Regions from separate parts of the Homo sapiens genome. Here region 1 is linked to region 2. Evidence: read pairs that join two places in POLR2A ChIA-PET (ENCODE). Cell type or tissue: OCI-LY7. All regions are shown on one strand. Links, peaks and the distances in the headings refer to the core of each region. The heading gives the core; the rest is flanking DNA. Region 1 overlaps CCDC141 (coiled-coil domain containing 141). Region 2 overlaps SESTD1 (SEC14 and spectrin domain containing 1).

Region 1 (10,337 bases), core at 4,416-8,415, 110 kb before region 2:
CATAGTGCCTGATAGGTAATTTTTTGATCTTCACCCTCAGATATGGTTTGGCTGTCTCCCCACCCAAATCTCATCTTGAATTGTAACTCCCACAATTCCCAGGTGTTGTGGGAGGAACCCAGTGGGAAGTGACTGAATTACGGGGGTGGGTCTTTCCTGTGCTGTTCTCATATAGTGAATGACTCTCACGAGATCTGATGGTTTTAAAACGGGAGTTGCCCTGCATAAGCTCTCTCTCTCTTCATCTGCTGCCATCCATGTAAGACATGACTTGCACCTCCTTGCCTTCTGCCATGATTGTGAGGCCTCCCCAGCCACATGGAACTGTAAGTCCATTAAGCCTCTCTCTTTTGTAAATTGCCTAGTCTTGGGTATGTCTTTATCAGCAGTGTGAAAATGGACTAATACAGTAAATTGGTACCAGTAGAGTGGGACATTGCTGAAAAGTTGCCTGAAAATGTGGAAGTAACTTTGAAACTAGGTAACAGGCAGGGGTTGGAAGAGTTTGGAGGGCTCAGAAGAAGACAGGAAAATGTAGGACAGTTTAGAACTTCCTAGAGACTTATGGAATGGCTTTGTCCAAAATGCCACAGTGATATGGACAATAAAGTCCAGGCTGAGGTGGTCTCAAATGGAAATGAGAACTTATTGTGTTTTAGCAAAGAGATTGGTGGTATTTTGTCCCTGCCCTAGAGATTTGTGGAACTTTGAACTTAAGAGAGATGATTTAGGGTATCTGGCAGAAGAAATTTCTAAGCAACAAAGCATTCAAGAGATGAATTGGGTGCTGTTAAAGGCCTTCAGTTTTATAAGGGAAGCAGACCATAAAAGTTTGGAAAATTTGCAGCCAGACAATGTGATAGAAAATAAAATCCCATTTTCTGAGGAAAAATTCAAGCTGGCTGTAGAAATTTGCATAAGTAATGAGGGGCCAAATGTTAATTCCCACACAATGGAGCAAATGTCTCCAAGGCATATCAGAGGTCTTCATTGCAGCCCCTTCCATCACAAGCCCAGAGGCCTAGGAGGAAAAAGTGGTTTCATGGGCTGGGCCCAGGGTTCCTGTGCTGTGCATAGCCTAGGGACTTGGTGGCCTGCATCCCAACCACTCTAGCCATGGCTGAAAGGGGCCAACATAGAGCTCAGGCCATGGCTTCAGAGGGTGCAAGCCTCAAGCCCTGGCATCTTCCATGTGATGTTGAGCCTACAAGTGCACAGAAGTCAAGAACTAAGGTGTGGGAACCTCTGCCTAGATTTCAGAGGATGTATGGAAACACCTGGATGTCCAGGCAGAAGTTTGCTGCAGGGGTAGGGCTCTCATAGAGAACTTCTGCTAGGGCAGTGCAGAAGGGAAATGTGGGGTCAGAGCCCCCACACAGAGTACCCCCAGCAGCAGTGCCTAGTGGAGCTGTGAGAAGAGTGCCAGTCTCCTCCAGGACCCAGAATGGTAGATCCACTGACAGCTTGCACTGCGCACCTGGAAAAGCCACAGACGCACAATGCCAGCTCATGAAAGCAGCCAGGAGGGAGGCTGAACCCTGCAAAGCCACAGGGGTGGAGCTGCCAAAGACCATGGGAACCCACCTTTTGCATCAGCATGACCTGGAGGTGAGACATAGAGTCAAAGGAGATTATTATGGAGCTTTAAGATTTGACTGCCCTGCTGGATTTTGGACTTGCATGGGGCCTATAGCCCCTTTGTTTTGGCCAATTTCTCCCATTTGGAATGGCTGTATTTGCCCAATGCCTGTACCTTCATTGTATCTAGGAAATAACTAAATTGCTTTTGATTTTACAGGCCATAGGTGTGAAGGGACTTGCCCCACCTCAGATGAGACGTTGGACTGTGGACTTTTGAGTTAATACTGAAATGAGTTAAGACTTTGGGGGACTGTTGGGAAGGCATGATTGGTTTTGAAATGTGAGGACATGAGATTTGCTAGGGGCCAGGGTGAAATGACATGATTTGCTGTGTCCCCACCCAAATCTTATCTTGAATTGTAACACCCACAATTCCCACACGTCATGGGAGGAACCCAGTGGGAAGTGATTGCATTATGAAGGCAGGTCTTTCCTGCACTGTTCTCATGATAGTGAATGAGTCTCATGAGATTGGATGCTTTTAAAAATGAGAGTTTCCGGCCAGGCATGGTGGCTCACGCCTGTAATCCCAGCATTTTGGGAGGCTGAGGCGGGCGGATCACAAGGTCAGGAGATCAAGACCATCCTGGCTAACACGGTGAAACCCTGTCTCTACTAAAAATACAAAAAAAATAGCTGGGCATGGTGGCGGGTGCCTGTAGTCCCAGCTACTTGGGAGGCTGAGGCAGGAGAATGGCATGAACCCGGGAGGTGGAGGTCGCAGTGAGCCAAGATCGTGCCATTGCACTCCAGCCTGGGCAACAGAGTGAGACTCTTACTCTCAAAAAAAAAAAAAAAAAAAAAAAAAAAAAAAAAAAGTTTCCCTGCACAAGCTCTCTCTCTGTCTGCTGCCATCCATGTAAGATGTGACTTGTTCCTCCTTGCCTTCCACCATGATTGTGAGGCCTCCCCAACCATGTGGAACAGTAAGTCCATTAAACCTCTTTCTTTTGTAAACTGCCCAGTCTTGGTATGTCTTTATCAACAGCGTGAAAACTAGCTAATACACCCTCATCCCATTGTTCACCCAAAATTAGCCCTGGTGTTTGTTGTTCCCTTCTTTGCATCCATGTGTACTCAATGTTTAGCTCCCACTTATAGGTGAGAACATGCAAGATAAGATTGTTCATTTTCACCTCCTTTCCTCTCATGGTTTCCTGAACTGCCTAGAAACAGTCATCAGACTGAGAATACTGGATCAAGAAGTCACCATCCCAGACTTCCCACCCAGGATACCATGAGATCAATTCCACTATGAGCACTGGGCATTACAAGGCTGGTAACTCCACCTTGCCTTACATTCCTCCTGTTTTTGTTCACCTAAGAACTGGTCATCTGTCTGCTTTATAATCTTCCTATCACTGCTTCCCTTCCTTCCAAACTTCACAACTGTATCTCATGGAAATTCAGATTCATAGCAAATGAACTCTTCACTAACACTCACACTATACTTTATAAGTGCAGTCTGCTCATTTCCTGAACCCTCATCTCTCCCATACTAACAAAAGCTTCGCAGTCAGCATCTTCCATTTGCTTCAGTGGAACAACAGTTTACCCTTACTACTGCAGATTTTTCTCTTTACATTTGTTCATTAAACAATTGCAACTTTGGATCCAGCACCACTGCTCCCCTGAAACTATTTTAGCAAATTATGTCAGTGACCTCCAATCTGCCAATATAAAGGACATTCTGATTCAAAATGGTACCCTTTGGCAATCATGTAATAATACCAGTGGGATATCTGTTTTTCTTATCCTATAGGATTTAAGGTTTGGGATTATCTTCAACTTTTCCCTCACTATCTATGTAAAATTATTGATTCTAAAATATATTCTTTATAATTCATTACTTTATCAAAATATATTATAGAAATATACTATGTTGCTATAACAAAACCTTTAAAATTTTATCCTGTTCACTCTCACTCAAAACCCCAGTCTAAATTCCAACGTCTATTAATAGTCTCCAAATACTTATTTTAACTCCCCAAATTTCCCATTCAAGTCCATCCCACATATAGTTATAAAGGCAACCTTCGTAAAACTCTATTTTGTTAAATCTACCCCCGCTTTAAAAACCCACTCTTGGCCACAATCAAATCTAACTGTGTAGCCCGGTGGGTACTGCCATTCAGCCCCAGCCCCTATTCTCCATAACAATGTAGCCTCATCTCATATTTGCTGACAGAGATCTTCATGTGCCCCATGTGTATTTTGCTTATATTTGTCTCAGCCAAATATCTCAGGATATTTGCTAATCCTGTACTCTAATCTGGAATGCCAGTCTGATTCCTAATCTTTACCCATCACTTCTTTTGAGATCCAAATAAATACTTCCCTCTCTTGGGCTGATGACTATGAGCCATCTGTCAGCATTTTGTATATAGTCTTCCATATATTATCTTGCCATGATTGTATTTTAAATATTAATAATACCTCTTTAAATAAGTTAGAGTAGCAATGACTAATAGTATTGTAGGCCATTGTGGGACTTGGGCATAGCCACTTCTGAATTTGTTTAATCATCTGTGAAATGAAAATATTTCCTATCTCACAAGGTTAATTTAAAGATTAAATATCTAATGCATCTAATACAATGACTGGCATATAGTAGATGATTCATAGATAGTAACCATTATTGCTTCTATAAGTTTTTCAAGGGGGTAAAAACTTTATTTTGCAATATTTCATATCCACAATCCTTTGTGTACCAACTCTGAGCTGGATACACAGAGGGTGTCCCATAGTTACATATTGGATCCATAAGTTAATCATGAACATTCTAGGAATTACAACAAAATCCTATTTGCAAGCTTAGCTGGGATTTTTGGTTAGAAGTATAAACATGATTTATTAAAAGGAATCACTTACAATAACTAATAAATGGGTTATGATGGAAATTTCAGGGTTGAAAATGTTGTTTGATATCCCTGTGCTTAACTAACCCTTTTTGCAGGCCAGTTCTAAGTCTCAGGTGATATAGAAAGTTTTCTGTTCTTGGAAGAAAAAGAAAATCCACAATTTATAATTTTTTGTCTTTCTAATCTTGATTAATTATCCAATACTTTTTCCAGGTGTCTTGCTTAGTCCTGGAGAACAGGCTTTACCAGAGATTTAAATCTTTATCCCATTTGTATATGTAATATCCAGAGCATGATTCTCTCTTCTCTAAGCACAATACATTAAATGGCTATAAACACTGATAGAACACTGAAGTTATTAGAGATCATATTCTTAAATAACATATATATCTCCCCCTTTGCTTGTTATTCAGAACTTAGGCTGTCATCTACAACCACAAATGAAAATTAGTCATATGTGAAATATTTATAAATAAATTAATACCAAAAACAATTTTTAAGTTAATTCATTTTCCAAATATGCTAACAGAAAGCAAATTCTTGCTTTGTATTATGCATTCGTCACTCAAGTAACAAAATACACAATCTTTAATGACCCGTTAACCAACATTAAGCAAAACTAACTATGGCATATTAACAAAATCCTTTTAGCTATTTTTAGAATCTGAATTGCATTTGGCCTCCCGTGTTGTTATCATTAAGAAACATAACCATAAAAAATCCACTGAGCAATATTTGAGCAATGGATGAACACTGAACAACAAATTAATTACATATAATATTATTAGTGAAATGTGCATTAATGCTCCCAGAATTTGTAAACAGACAATTCACCATTTAATTACTGTCTTTTACTGCTAGCCTTTCAAACTGGATTAGTATATTTTCATTTCATTGTTGCAAAATGCTTATATAATTCATTCATTTTAAAGAAATTACTTTTCTAAGTAAAATAATTGGAATAGTTACTACATACATATACAAATAAATTTACACACATACCTATTTTTGAAAATATGACATTAGGAAAAATATTCCTACTCATCCTATGACAGTGTCTAATAATACTGCTTTATTAATTGCCTTCAAACATTTGCTACTAGAAATAATTTGGCCTGGTTTTCTTTCTTTTCTTATCCTTGAAATAAATCTCATCTCACAATTTTCGTTTTCAGGCTCTGTATGCATTAGTTTGGTAAGCAGGCTTTTCCTGGGCTAAAAAAATGAACTATTTTCATTCCCAAAAGATTTAGTCTTCTTTATTCTCTAAATCTGCATTACCCAATATAGAGGGCCACTAGCCACCTGAAAAATGACTTGTTCAAATTCTGATGTGCTATGAGTATAAAGTGTATACAGGACTTTGAAGTTTTAATATAAAAAAGACTAAACTATCTCAATTTATAAAGATTAGATGCTAAGAGATAATATTTATATATATTGGGATAAATTAAACATATTATTAAATTATTTTCACTTGTTTTTTTTTTTCTTCTTGAGTAGTTTTCGTAGCTTATGATTTTTAAGGGTTTGGTTTCTTTCATCTAAGTGTTGAATATGTGCACAGAGTTGTTCATAGTATTCCTTTATTATGCTTTTAATATCTGTGGGGTTTATAGTGATACCCATCTTTTACGCCTAATATTAATAATTTTTGCCCTCTTTCTTTCCTTTCTCAGTCTGGCTGAGAAAGCATTTCAAAAAACCAGCTTTTGTTCTTACTGATTTTCCCTGTTGGTTTACTATTTTCAATTTCATTGATTTCTGCTTTTATCTTCATTTTTTCCATCATTCTGCTTGCTCTGGCTTTAATTTACTCTTATTTTTCTAGTTCCTTAAGGGAAAAGCTTAGATCATCAATTTGAGACATTTATTCTTTTGTAATGTAAACATTTAATGCTCCAGAATTCATATATGGAGTACCAAAAAATTTAAATTACATATGCAGCTGACATTTGTGGCTTGTCTTATGCATTTCTATTTATTGCTGCTCCAAGAAGTATGACACACTAGCAAAGTGTTTTCTTTTCAACATGTTAATAAAAGTTTAATAGCCTATGGTATCACTGAACCTAAGAATCTCAGGCACTCAAAGCAGTCAGCAATAGCCTTGGGTGGTTTGGGTTTCTCCAGTTTCAACTACGGAAATACTTAGGATGGGTTTTGAGTTGGCTGTTAAAGTGCAAAACATGTCTTATGAAACTGAATTTGAGAGCTTGTGGTTCTTCAGAGTTTCCTGTCTACTGACAGAGTAGTTAAACTTACTTTTAAAAAAAATCACAGAACCATCTATACAATATGAGTTATAGAGCTGAAAGGTGAGACTGCTCTCTCACCTTCTCTGTCTTCCCACTTTACTGGCTTGACTCAGTGCCTGAAATTTGTACCCTGGAAACCCCCCTTACTGGTTCTCTGGCATTAAAGCAGGGGCTTTAGGTTCCTCACTCTGCTGTGCACATCCTCTCATGGCACCTGTAGGACCAAGCAGCAGAAAGGATGGGGAGAGAAAAAAAGCAATGTGAATTCATTCCAAGCTCTGGGACCATTGATCTTCTGGCCAGTTTTCCCCTCTCTTGGAGGTTTAGGCATCTGCCTGGTTGCTTCCACTTTCACTATCACGACTGCCATTTGGGGATGGGGGTGGTGGTGGCTTGGACTGAGGCAGAGACAATAGAAACACAAAAAGCAAAAAACAAAAGCAAGGGATTTTCCCTCTCCCTCTCTGACCCTTGGATCCTTTTTCCTCTGCTCACAACTAAAAGAGAGGGCTTTTCTGGAACTTTTTCTGTCCACATCTGGTACGTATATCAGGGTGTCAGTTTGTCTTTGAATTCAACCGGGAAATACCAGAGCAAGGACATATGAAAACACTGCTGGTTTGGTGGTATTTGGATTTCTAATCCTTTCCCCTAATCTATCTGCCGGCATTAACTCTTCATCATCCTTGTCATACATGTATTCCACCTGGGTTTATAGTTGCAGTTAGTGGAGACAGGGTGGAGGATGATCATTTCATCTTTCCTGGTACTAGAACCAGTAAAAAAGACAAAAATTCTAATTTCGCTCAAGGACCTAAGTTTCAAATATATGGTAGCAAGGAGATGGAGGACACAGAAAATTTGGAGAACAGGGCTAATCATAGAGTCAGAAGTTTGCTTTATTCTCCAGAAGAGTAATAGCTAGATGAACTTGTCATGAGAATGACATAGCCATGCCACTTGAAATCTCTAGTGTTTTACACATTTATACATTATTATATATCTCAGAATATTATATATATATATAATATATAATATTATATATATTATAAAGTCTATAGTTTAGAAAAGATGCATTCTGGCTAAGGCTAATCAGGCAGAAGTCATAGTGGACTTAAAACACACAGACAAACCAAAACAAAAGAAAAGAAAATGCTCTCATTCTAGGCTAAGTCCAATACATATGGACAGTTGGTTCTTCACATCCACATCCACAGATTTGATAAACCATGTATAAAAATATTCAGAAAGAAATAACATAACAAAAATTAATACAAATATGAAACCAATGTGCTATGATATTTGCATAATGTTTACATTATTTTATATATTGTAAGTCATCTATAGATGATTTAAAGTATAAAGGGGGATGTGCATAGCTTATATTGCAAATACTATGCCATTTTATAAAAGGGACTTGAGCATCAGTGAATTTTGATATCTTCAGAGATCCTGGAACCAATCCCACACAGGTACTGAGAGACAATTTTATGTCTTTTCTAGAGTAGAAAGATCTGTTACCTTCTGGACAGAATACAAAAGTATATTTTTATCCTAATATTTAATCTTACTCAGACATATTGAAGACTGGGAGTAGGGGATGGATGGATTCTGTGTCCACTTTATCTCTGTCATTTTCATTTATATTGAACTGTCAGAGTTTTGTCCTGTCTGTCTAAATCTCAGACCTAGAACCTTTTTGTCATACTAATAAGAACTATGGGTTCTATTTTCCATGAAAAAATTTTGTTTGTAGGTTTATATTTTAAAGGACTACCTTCTAAATAGAAAATTAATAGCTGGAGACTACAGGCCTATGATTTCAAAAATGCTAGCTATGATCCTGGCCTTTCAAATAGAAATGTTTTTAGTGACAAATAACATAAAGCCCAACCAACACTGGCTTAAACTTCTGAATTTATCTATGTCACAAGTAAGAAGCCTGGGGCTCAGCATAATATTTCACAGTATGAAAAAAGCATAAATTACTAATTTAAAACTTTATTTCTCCTGTTATTATATATTGTTTTGTTTCTAGTTAAGTTGTTCTACTAAAAACACATATGTTCATTGCGGCACTATTCACAATAGCAAAGACATGGAATCAACCTAAATGCCCATCAGTGGTACACTGAATAAAGAAAATGTGGTATATAAACACCATGGAATACTATGCAGCAATAAAAAAGAATGAGATAATGTCCTTTGCAGTGACATAGATGGAGCTGGAGGCCATTATCCTTAGCAAACTAAAGGAGGAACAGAAAACCAAATTTTGCGTGTTCTCACTTGTAAGTGGGAGCTACATGATGACAGATGGAAATGGACACATGGAGGGGAACAACAGACATTGGGTCCTAATGGAGGGTAGAGGGTGGGAGGAATGAGAGGATCAGGAAAAACAACTAGTAGGGTGCTAGGCTGAATACTTGGATGATGAAATAATCTGTACAACAAACCTCCATAACACAAGCTTCCCTAAAGAGCAAACCTGCACGTGTACCTCTGAACTTAAGTTTTAAAAAATGTGAAAACATGGTCAATATGAGAGCAAAAGCATCTTTATATCAATATCTCTATGAGTGCTTTCATTTCCAAGGATAGTTTCCTGGAGGTGAAGCTAGTAGATCACAGAATGCATGCATTTTACATTTGAATGCTTTCCGGTTTCCAAAAGGTTGTGTCAGTCCAAAGTCTCAACCAGTCTTTCCTCGCATTCTTACCATCATTGGATGTTATTGATATTTTGAATTCATAATGGTATATTAGGCAAATAATGGTGTATCTTTTTAATGATTGTTTCATTTCTCAGGTAATTCTGATGTTGATCTTCTTAAATGTTTACTGGAAATGTATTTCTCTTTTGTAAATAGTCCATTTTTATTGATTTTATTTGTATTTCTTATCAATATGAAGGATTATAACCATTTGATTTCCACGTAAATTGCAAATATTTTTCTCCCTATCTATTGTTTGTCCATTAAATTAGTCTATGGGTTCTGGAAAACTCATATTCATCTCCAGGACAGTTCAAATATCAGTTTTTCTGTCAAGGTTTTCCTGGAAGAACTAAATACCCTATTTTCCACAATATACCCATAATAGTTTGTGTAGATCTCTGTGTGCTGAATTATAACTACAACATTTTTCTGTCTATCAAGAAACTATATCAGAATGCAGGTCAAACAGTCTAACATTATGATAGTCATATCTTTGAATCTGTCCTCATTCATTCTTCATAAAGAAAACCTCTCATAAATTCAGAATTTTCTTTTTATTTATCATTAGGATTATCACCCCATCTTTCACGTTAGAGAAACTCAGTTCCACTTATCCACTGTCTTCCCATAAAAACTCTTGTTTTCTTCTGCCTGTGCCTTTTCATTTATAAGCACTGCCTTCAAAGTCCCTATAGGGTGCTCCTTCTGTATTTGCACTCTGTTCCAGTTGTGGCTGTGTAACACACCACCCCAAATTCTAGTAGCCTGGAATAGCAACCATTTACTTTGTTCATGATTCTCAATTTGGGCAGGACTCAGTGGAAAAGGCCTGTCTCTGCCCCATGCAAGTCAGCTGG
Region 2 (10,337 bases), core at 2,263-6,262:
CTTCCACCACTTATAGCCATTACTCTATTTCTCATCTTTCCTTCAGAGACAGTTATCAACGACTTGTCTATACTCATTGCTTCCTTCACCACACCTCCCTTTCATTCCTGAATTCACTCCACTGTTGCTCTTGGCCTTGCCACTCCATGCCCTGTGGTCACCAGTGACCTCAATCTTGTGCTTTCTAACAGACATTTTAAGTCCTTTTACTCAACCTTACAACAGCGTTTGACAGGGTTATAACTCCTTCCCTGAAATGCTTTCTTCCCTTGGTTTCCATGACAAAGAACTCTTCACACTTTCTCATCTCTGGCCAGTCCTTCACTGCCTTCTTTTCAGGTGTATGCTCCTCTACCTTGCCATGAAATGTCAGAGTTTCTCAAAGTTCAGTTTAAAGCACTCTTCTTACCTCTCTCAACTTTCTCTTCGGACAATTTTCAATCACATCAATGCTTTTAATTACCATTCACGCACAGATGACAAACAAATATACCCCAGCCCAGACTTCGAAGTCTGGACCTGTTGTGGACTACCCTTCTACATATTCTCTTAGAAGTCACAGTCACCTCAAACTTAACAAGTCTGAAACCAAACTCATGATTCTCCACACTATTTTGCATCCACAGTAATATCCAAATCTTGCCCAATGTTCCCTAGGTGGGCAACACCATTATCTTGCAAACTAGGACACCAAGTCTTACAAGTCAGAAATATGATTCGTCTCTAATATCTTCTTACTCATCCTAATCCTACTCCCATCACTCTCCTTGTTGGCACCTGGCATAGCTGCAATTTCACAGCTGTTTGTGTCATCATGTAATTATCTCCCATGAAGCAAGAACCCTATTTTTACTCATCATGACATTGCTGAGCCTAGGACAATGTCATACTATTGTAGACATTTTTTTTTTTTTGAATGGATGAACTAATAGATGTTATTAATAGAAGACTCATTATGTGCCAGACACTAAATATTTTATAAAAATTACCTTCTTTAATTCTTGTAACAGTCCTATTAAGTAGGTATTATTGTTGTTGCGGTTACTGTTGTTATCCTTTGCTTACTGAAGAGGAGACTATGACATAAGGACCTTCCTTTTCCCCAAGGTCAAGCAGCTTGGAAGTGGTAGAAGAGGGTAGATTCAGATTATTTGGGTTCAGAATATGATTTTTGTACTGCTCTGCTACTCTATCTTAGTGGTTTTCTAAGATAAGCTAATGGGCTAAAACTTACCTGAATTTAAAACAAACCCTTTAACTTATGAATGAAGTCCATGGAAAAAGCCACATACAATTAACGTATGCTCAGAAATCTCCAGTTTATATGTGGTTATCATGGAATAAATTCTAAATCCTTTTGCCTGAAATTCAACATCTTCCATGATCCAACTCCTTCCTTCCTTCCTTTCAAATCTTTTTTTCCCATGACATCTTGATGCTCTAATTTGAGAAGCCACGAACTAGATCAATTGTGCAGGCCAATTCTGGCCCACCACCTGTTTTTGTATAATAAATAAAAGTTTATTGGAGAATGGCCACACATATTGGTTTATACAATGTCTATATCTGCTCTTGTACTATAATGGAAGAGTTAAGCAGCCACAGCTGCAAGAAAGACCGTATGGTCCACAAAGTCTAAATGTCTGGAATTTTACAGAAGTTTGCCAGCAACTACACTAGACCTCTAGAGTAGAGTCTAGTTCAAAAGAAATACATATAATAACTACCACTGATTGAGAGCTGGGTTCTTTCCAAACACTAGCCTTTCAAAAGGGGTATTATTATTCCTGTTTCAATTAAGCAAAGAAGGCAGAGAGGGAAAGAAAGAGAGGAAAAGAGGAAAGAAAGAAGACAGTTCAAGCGAGGCTCAGGGGTGAAGTATCGTGAATGGTCACACAGCTAAGTGAAGAAACTGGGATTGGGATCATGCTCTATGACTCAAAAAGGCCATCCACTTCCCACTGTGCCTACTGCTTCCTTTTTCCTCAACAGAACTTGGGATTCTACGCTGCTATGATTTACCATGCTACTCTTCATCCTCCACAAAATGCCAGTTCTTTCAAAACCTATCACTGCCTGGTGAAATCAGATACATTCTGGGAGGACAATCTCAAATGCTACTTCCCCCACTAAGTCTTCCCAGATTACCTGAAGCTAGAGAAATAATCCATCCTATAATTGCCCATAACCTCTCAGTCATGTCCTTGTGACCCTTAACACTTTCTCTCCCTAAACTTATTGATAGTAAAAACCAAGTCTACCTTTATATCCTGTAAAAAACCTAGCACAATGCCTTCCACAGAGGAATCACTTAATAAATGTTTATCTAATGAGTAAATGAACCTAGATTTAAAAACTAGGACGTTTCCAGTTTGCATTTTTAAATAAAATATTCGAAGATTTATTTTCTTAATTATTCAACATAAAAATCCAGAGTGTAATCTAAATAACAGAAATGTCTCCCTTTAGTATTTTAGCCTACTTTTCTTATAAAAATAAAGTTTAAAAGAAATTAAAATTCCTAATAACTAAATACATTTAATATTTTCTATCAATATTATAAAAAATTTGATATTAGAATCATTTGCATTACATGTGTTATTTTGTTAGGATAGAAATACTCTTTGTAATACCTAAATTAACCAAAAAACTAAGTTATTAGAAATTAAGAATAAATCAAGTATCAATAATGAAATGTTATTTATTGCAAGAATACACTGAGACCACTGATGACGTTTCCAAGAACCAGTTATTTTTGAAGTTCATTGTTACACTAAGCTGAATGCTCAATGTCATCACTGTGAAAATAACATAACTTTTAATTCAAATACTATTTGTAAAACAATACATAATTTAAAAGTTTTAGAATCCAGTTTGATGTGTTCTAAGGTTTTCTATATAGTGTATATAAGACTTAATAGTCAGTCACATAGTAGAAATTATAAGGAATTAAAAAGAGTTAAATATATTCAAATCAGACACCTACCTGCATTACCTTCTGTTGAATCTCTTCTAACTGTGTGCGCTTGCTACGTTGCCTACAAACTTCCTGGTAGCGGGTATATTGCTCTCGGAGTGAATCTAATAATTTCATAACCTGTGGCTGTGCAAGAAGTTCATCATCCATAGGAGACCATGAAACCCCTCCGTCTGAGCCATTAAATCGACGCTGCTGTAATTCGGACAACAATTCATGCCCTTTACAAATAAAAGATACTTGAAATTAATATCTGTAAAGAAATGTAATTCTCACTTCTCAATATTCCCAATTCTAGTCCCTTGTTTTTAAAACCTATCTACCTACATATCTACCAGGTTATAAATGGAATTTAAAAATGTATGTATCACAATAAGTAGGAAAACTGTACATATTAATATATATATGTGTGTATGTGTGTGTACATATATATTATGTAAACTAGATAGTATATTAAAATGCTATATCATATATCATAAATATACGCACCTTAGAAATACTATACTACATATTAAATATGGCATACATACGGTTTATATTTTTTTTTATCAATCACATTTTTGTTATTGGTGAATTCATTACTCAGGATACTGTGCCAAACAATCCTATTTCCCTGTAGAGCAAAATTATACTGTGGGATTTCTGTCTGATGGTACTAATCCAAGTAATATGTTGTAGGATTTCAGTATTAATCCATATTCTCAATCACAGCATTTAAAAAAAAGGTGACAGTATAATAAATGAATGATTAAAGGGAGAAAAGTTTTTATTACAAGTACAAAATAATATTTATATAATCTCTATTTATAAGAATCTTCACAATATATTAACTGTGAATAATAACGGGCCATACTAGTGTTAGAACTGCAATGAATGTGACTCAATTACAGCAAACTCATGTAGAAAATCCACTCATACATGAGAAACTACAATTGTAGAATGTGCAACAACTAAAGCTGTAGATATTAAATAATTTTAAAAGTAAATAAGGTAAAAATTGTTTTTGTGACTAATATTCAGGCATCAAAACAATACACATATTTAAATTCTCTTCCTTATTTAGAATAATATCTTAAATTTAAATGGCTTTCAATATATAGCAACTGAACTTTTATTATGGTTTGGAGGTATTTCTAATTTCTAAAAGTACCCATGATTGTTCTAAACCTTTTTGTTTTATACTCTCTTTCAATACTTACTTTAAAAGTTAATAGCATATAAAATAGGACCTAGTAGCATATAAAATTAAATTTACAATAGAAATTGTAAAAGCTTCTTAATTCAATGAATTAAAATAAAAAGCTTTCAAGCTGCTAAACATATATATGGAATTAAGTTTTAAATCTAGAGCAGTATTTTTACTGACAGTCTATTGTACCTGCTAAATATATAATAATTCAGAGATTACAAGTATTTCTTTGTTCTCTAACAAAATAAGCTGTATATCATACTGGAAGAACTTAGGACACCTGAATCAATACAACAAATATATTCAGAATTTACTTCTTTATTATTTATTACATTTTATAATTGGAAAAATAATTGTTTTAAAGGTTTGTGCAAAGTCTTTTTATATATATTCATAAAAGCTATGAATATCAGAATACATTTATTTTTTTCTACTTTGACAATTGTCACCCTTGATTATTTTTCTTGTCGATATCATTTTCATTAGAGAAGCAGCATAGCATAATGATTTCAAAGAGCATGCCTTGAAATCAAACTGCCTAGGTTCAAGTCCCAGCTCCAGCATTTACTAGCTGTGTAACCTATATAAGTTACTTAACGTTTTTATGCTTCAGCTTTCCCATCTTAAAATTGGAATGACAATAGTATCTATTTCACAGGACTGAAATGAGTTAACATATGTAAAGTGCTCAGACAGTATGTGGCACACAGTAGGATTAGAATTATGAGCTATTATTAAAAAAAAGATCAGAAATAAAATTGAGGTATTTCAATTGGAAAAAATTACAATTTGATTCTCTTAGAGTTTGTGAAACTGCTACTAGAGATATTTGGGTTGGAATATACATATCAGGCAGCACTATGTGCTTGCACTATGTGCAAGGCTTTGCAAGGTGATAAGTGTTTTTACATCGATGATTATAAAACAGTAGAGCTTTGGCTTTGGATTTAGCTATGGAGAGAGAGCTTAATAGTTACTTGATCTTCGGCAAGTCATTTTGGCTTCCTGCAGTACAAAATAGATAAAATAATACTAATTATCTCAAAGGCTTGTTAGGAGAATGAAAAATAAAAATACATAAACACAATGTCTGGCACATAAGGAGTGTTCAATAATTCTCATAGCAACCCAGTGAAATAAAAATTTTCATCTTCATTTTATAGATAATAAATTAAATCCAAATTAAGAGAGAGATTATTATTAATTTTTAAAAATATTATAAAGCTGCGGTTCCCCCCACCCCCACCCTGGGCCACAGAGCAGGAGGTGAGCGGCAGGCCAGCAAGCATTACTACCTGAGTTCTGCCACCTGTCAGATCAGTGGCGGCACCAGATTCTCATAGGAGCACAAACTCTATTGTGAACTATGCACGCGAGGGATCCAGGTTGTGTGCTCCTTATAAGAACCTAATGCCTGATGATCTGAGGTGGAACAGTTTTATTCTGAAACCATCCCTCACCCAGTCCACAGAAAAACTGTCTTCCACAAAACCAGTCCCTGGTCCTCAAAAATTTCCCCTTGAGTTCCTTCCACATGTACCACATTCATGCTGAATTCATGTTTATTTAATGAACGAATCAATCCAATTGGTTTACTGGATTATTATCACAAATATTTTTTAAATCTTACCTGTCTGAAGAACTGTTTCAGGATCAACCGATGGAAGAAAGTTTAAATCCACAGACCTGGAAAACACCAAAGGAGTAATTTTCAAAAGGCATATTTCTATCAATGTAACTTTAAAAATTCCTTTACATATAAAAAAACAGAACAGGGGCACAAAAGTATGAAAATCTGAAGCATACCATCCTACCATGCTAACTTCTCTCAAGCATAAGGAAGCCCATTAGGAAAAGTAAATACTAGTAGCCAGAGAAATACCAACGTAATAAATCATAAAATAACTACTTGGAAAAATATAGTTTACTGTTTTTAGTCATAATATTATTTCAAATATATCAAAGAAGTCCATTTAGTATTTATCCAATGAGTATTTGTTTCAAAATGAAGTTTGTCATATAGTAACCCAGAAATGTAACATTAAAAAATGCATGCAGCCATCCTCCAGACAAAACTTTATTTACCTACAGCAATCTTTGATAGCTGTGAATATTCTGTCTTATATTCCAGGGGTGTGTGTGTGTGTGTGTGTGTGTGTGTGTGTGTGTGTCCTAGCAGTTGTACTCTCTTCCCTAATCATACTTCTTGTGCAGCTGGACATCTGCCTTTATTTTCCTAAACACATACAGGAAAGAAAAGATGAAGGAAAGAAAGGGGACAATGACCTTGCTGCTCTAACTGACTGGTCTCATGCTAAATTTTTCACTTTTTGTCAATGGATCTAGGCCCTCAGATGCTTCCTGAGGATTGACATAAAGAAGGTTGAAAAAAAAAACAGACAGCTGATAAAAATTTGCAAGAGGAGGGACTCTATTATCTGGGATCTGGGGTTTAAAGGAAACTAAGCAATAACACGTCAGTTCCTTGAGGAGGAACTGGCAAATATAAGATTTTGATATTTCATGTAGTCATGGAAACCAGGACTTCCCAAAGTGTTTCCCAAAACACTGAACAAGATATGTTTGTTTTTTTGTTTTTTTTTTTTTTGAGACGGAGTCTCGCTCTGTCACCCAGGCTAGAGTGCAGTGGCGTGATCTCGACTCACTACAACCTCCGCCTCCCAGGCTCAAGGGATTCTCCTGCCTCAGCCCCCTGAGTAGCTGGGACTACAGGTGCGTGCCACCACGCCTGGCTAATGTTTGTATTTTTAGTAGAGATGGGGTTTCACCATGTTGGCCAGGATGGTCTTGATCTCCTGACCTTGTGATCCACCCGCCTTGTCCTCCTAAAGTGCTGGGATTACAGGCATGAGCCACCGCGCCCAGCCTGAACAAGATATGTTTTAAGGAAGCAATTAAATAGGTTTCTTTGCTGCACTGCTTCTTCAGAACCTTTAATCTGCAATATTCACAGTCATTCTCAAAGAGGGAAATACAGTCAACAGCATCAAACTCTTTGATCATGGACTCATTTTCTATAGTCACCAACATGGGATGTCTTTCCCAAGGAATATAACTAAGAAACATCAAACTTACTCGGATGGACTATTCAGAAAACAAGTCCAGCTAATTTTCATCAAGTAACTCATGATATTTTCACTTCCTAAACCACAGCATATATGTGTGTGATATCTACAGACACACAATCACATATTTATATACATATACAAAATTTCATAATTTTACATTTTTATACGGCATCTGTAGGATGGAAACATTCCTAACTGCTTGTGACTTTAATCAGATTTACATTCAAACCGTTTGTTTTCACAGTTTGACTTTGTTTTAATCAAGATTTTGTGTTAAAACTATGATCTTACACTTGAAAACTTGATATGTGACTATATTTGGATTCAAGGAATAACAACAAGCATTTTATTAAGGTTCCACTGTATCTTCAAGGTCAGATTCAAAGGAGACAGATCGGATGACAGGGAACACCAGGATTCTTTCACATTTCCTAATGAAAAATTACTGTTTTAGTGACCAGTAATAATCAAGTGGCCTGAATAGTTAATTTGCTTGCTAAAGTGCTTTTTATCTGAGGAGGAGGACTTGCTCTACCAACAGAAAAGTGAAAGCTGACAAGGTTGTAAAGTTCAAGGGAAATCTGTTAACATGATAAATCTAGGTAGTTACATTCAGATAATACCACTCAACTATTACTTCATTGCATATCATAAAACACTAAATTCCCCAATTTGAATTCATGAATATCACATATTTTACAAGAGCAGAAAAAGTTCTATAAGCTAGACATTTAAGTGCTAATGTATTCAAATAAGGTTATAATAATTGTATTTCAAACTGCAACTTTTTTCATATTCTTAACCAGGAAAGAAGATAACTCTAAAAAGGTAGAAAAGTGTTTCTTTTGAAAACACGTTCTTGAAACATTTTACATAGTGTCAGAAAAAAGTAAATACATTACTATTAATTTAAAAATGGGCCGGGTGCGGTGGCTCACGTCTGTAATCCCAGCACTTTGGGAGGCCGAGACGGGCAGATCACGAGGTCAGGAGATCGAGACCATTCTGGGTAACATGGTGAAACGCCGTCTTTATTAAAAATACAAAAAATTAGCCGGGCGAGGTGGCGGGCGCCTGTAGTCCCAGCTACTGGAGATGCTGAGGCAGGAGAATGGCGGGAACCCAGGAGGCGGAGCTTGCAGTAAGCCGAGATAGCGCCACTGCACTCCAGCCTGGGTGACAGAGCAAGACTCCGTCTCAAAAAAAAAAAAAAAAAAAAAAAAAAAAAAAAGGCTTTTGTGAAGAAACTCTGATTCAAACCAATACATTTTACATGTAAAGCAAATTCAAATTCTCACGAATATTGTACGTCAATTTTGATTGAATGAAGACTTTGTTTACTGTAGTTCTTTTAGCTTGCATTAACAATAGAGATATCTTTTATCAGAATAATTATAGTTTTGCAAGGATATAATTGCATGCCACTAGCCACCTACCTTTCTTTCTCTTGCTGATTTCCTTTATCACTTCCATTGTTAATCAAAGCAAGTTCATCTAATAATGATGTAGATTCCTTTGTAAACTTCTCAAAAACCTACAATATGAGTTTTATTAACATACTAAGAACAGTCTTAAAAATTAATATGTAATAAGGATTGTCAGTTAAGAGTAATAGAATTGGCCAGCTAGGATATGTTTTCCTTCCCCAGCAGTTCGTGCAATTCTACCACCAGAGCACAACAATGTACCCAAGAGAAGACAAAACTGTTTCCTAAAGCAATGAATAGTTTCATGGATAAATAATTTTTAAAATTTAAATACATCAATAAATTATCTTCATTCTCCATTCAGATACGTGTTTCTTTGAGAAACATTTGCATCGATAACAGTTCTAACTACATACATGTAATTTAGAACACGCTAAGTCTCTAATAACAGTTACAGAACACTTCTTTATGTTATTCTATCACCAACACATGTTGGTTTCACATAATAGTTGTTATATACATGCATGTAGCATTTAAAATTAGTTATAATTTTAATGATTTCTTCAAATATTTCTGAAAAGGAATTTGGGCAAGTCTGTTTAAGTAATGAAGTAGACAATCACTTGACTAACACCACTTTTTAAATATGGTGGAAATAGGCTGGGTGCAGTAGCTCATGCCTGTAATCCCAGCATTTTGGGAGGCCGAGGCAGAGGGGTTGCTTGAGCCCAGGAGTTCATGACTGGCCTGGGCAACATGGAGACTCCATCTCTACAAAAAATAAAACCTTCGTCAGGCATGGTGGCATGCACTTGCAGTCCCAACGACTTGAGAGGCTGAGGTGGAAGGACTGCTTGAGCCCAGAAGTTAAAGGTTGCAGTGTGTGGTGATCATGCCACTGCATTTCAGCCTGGGGTGAGACCCTGTCTCTAAATAAATAAACTGGGTGGAAACAGAATTAGTTATCCATTCAGAGATAACCAAAAGTTCACCATTCTCCAATAAAATTATTATTTAATCTAAAATGAGTTAATCTGACGTTTGTTCTTTCAGTAGTTCAATAAAAAAAAAAAATCAAATTACACAGAGTTGCAGATTTCAGAAGTCTAGAATGCCAAAGACGATACATTTTCACAAATGAAAATGCTTAATCTGTCAAACTGCTCTTCAAGTTGATAATTCAAATTAATGTTTAAATATCCTCTGAAAATGGTATAGCAACTAGATCACCTCAAGAAATTATGCTACTGTTGGCTGGGAGCAGTGGCTCACGCCTGTAATCCCAGCACTTTGGAAGGCCGAGGCAGGTGGATCACGAGGTCAAGAGTTTGAGATCAGCCTGACCAACATGGTGAAACCCCGTCTCTGCTAAAAATACAAAAATTAGCTGGGCGTGGTGGCGCGTGCCTGTAATCCCAGCTACTCACGAGGCTGAGGCAGGAGAATTACTTGAATCCCGGAGGCGGAGGTTGCAGTGAGCTGAGATTGCGCCACAGCACTCCAGCCTGGGCAACAGAGCAAGACTGTCTCAAAAAAAAGAAAAAAAAAAATTATGCTACTGTTATTCTAATTAAAAATTTTACAACCTTTACTGATGCTACTAATGACAGAACAGTAATAGCTAAAACTTATACAGTGCCACTATATCATGTCTG

The links. Peaks named below come from ENCODE experiments on the same cell type or tissue, not always from the same donor. Only the 100,000 strongest peaks of a DNase experiment are listed, where the experiment ranks them.
Region 1: POLR2A ChIA-PET joins it to region 2 with 6 read pairs; 2 of 35 experiments call an interaction of 5 or more read pairs at or near these places.

The regions. Positions count from the first base shown.
Region 1 is chr2:179,025,223-179,035,559 of GRCh38, forward strand. All of the region lies in intron 2 of CCDC141 (coiled-coil domain containing 141), which reads right to left. Among named protein-coding and RNA genes, the nearest start is that of CCDC141, 20 kb to the right of the region's middle. RefSeq lists enhancers at 6,819-6,898, 7,079-7,158. In OCI-LY7, for the core only: no CTCF peak of the experiment used is centred there; a DNase peak (open chromatin) is centred at 6,689; H3K4me3 peaks cover 1,798 bases; H3K27ac peaks cover 1,569 bases.
Region 2 is chr2:179,140,606-179,150,942 of GRCh38, forward strand. SESTD1 (SEC14 and spectrin domain containing 1) reads right to left here. Exons shown (of 18, transcript NM_178123.5): 7 at 8,692-8,789; 8 at 5,797-5,852; 9 at 2,987-3,198. Among named protein-coding and RNA genes, the nearest start is that of CCDC141, 96 kb to the left of the region's middle. RefSeq lists an enhancer at 635-804. In OCI-LY7, for the core only: no CTCF peak of the experiment used is centred there; no DNase peak of the experiment used is centred there.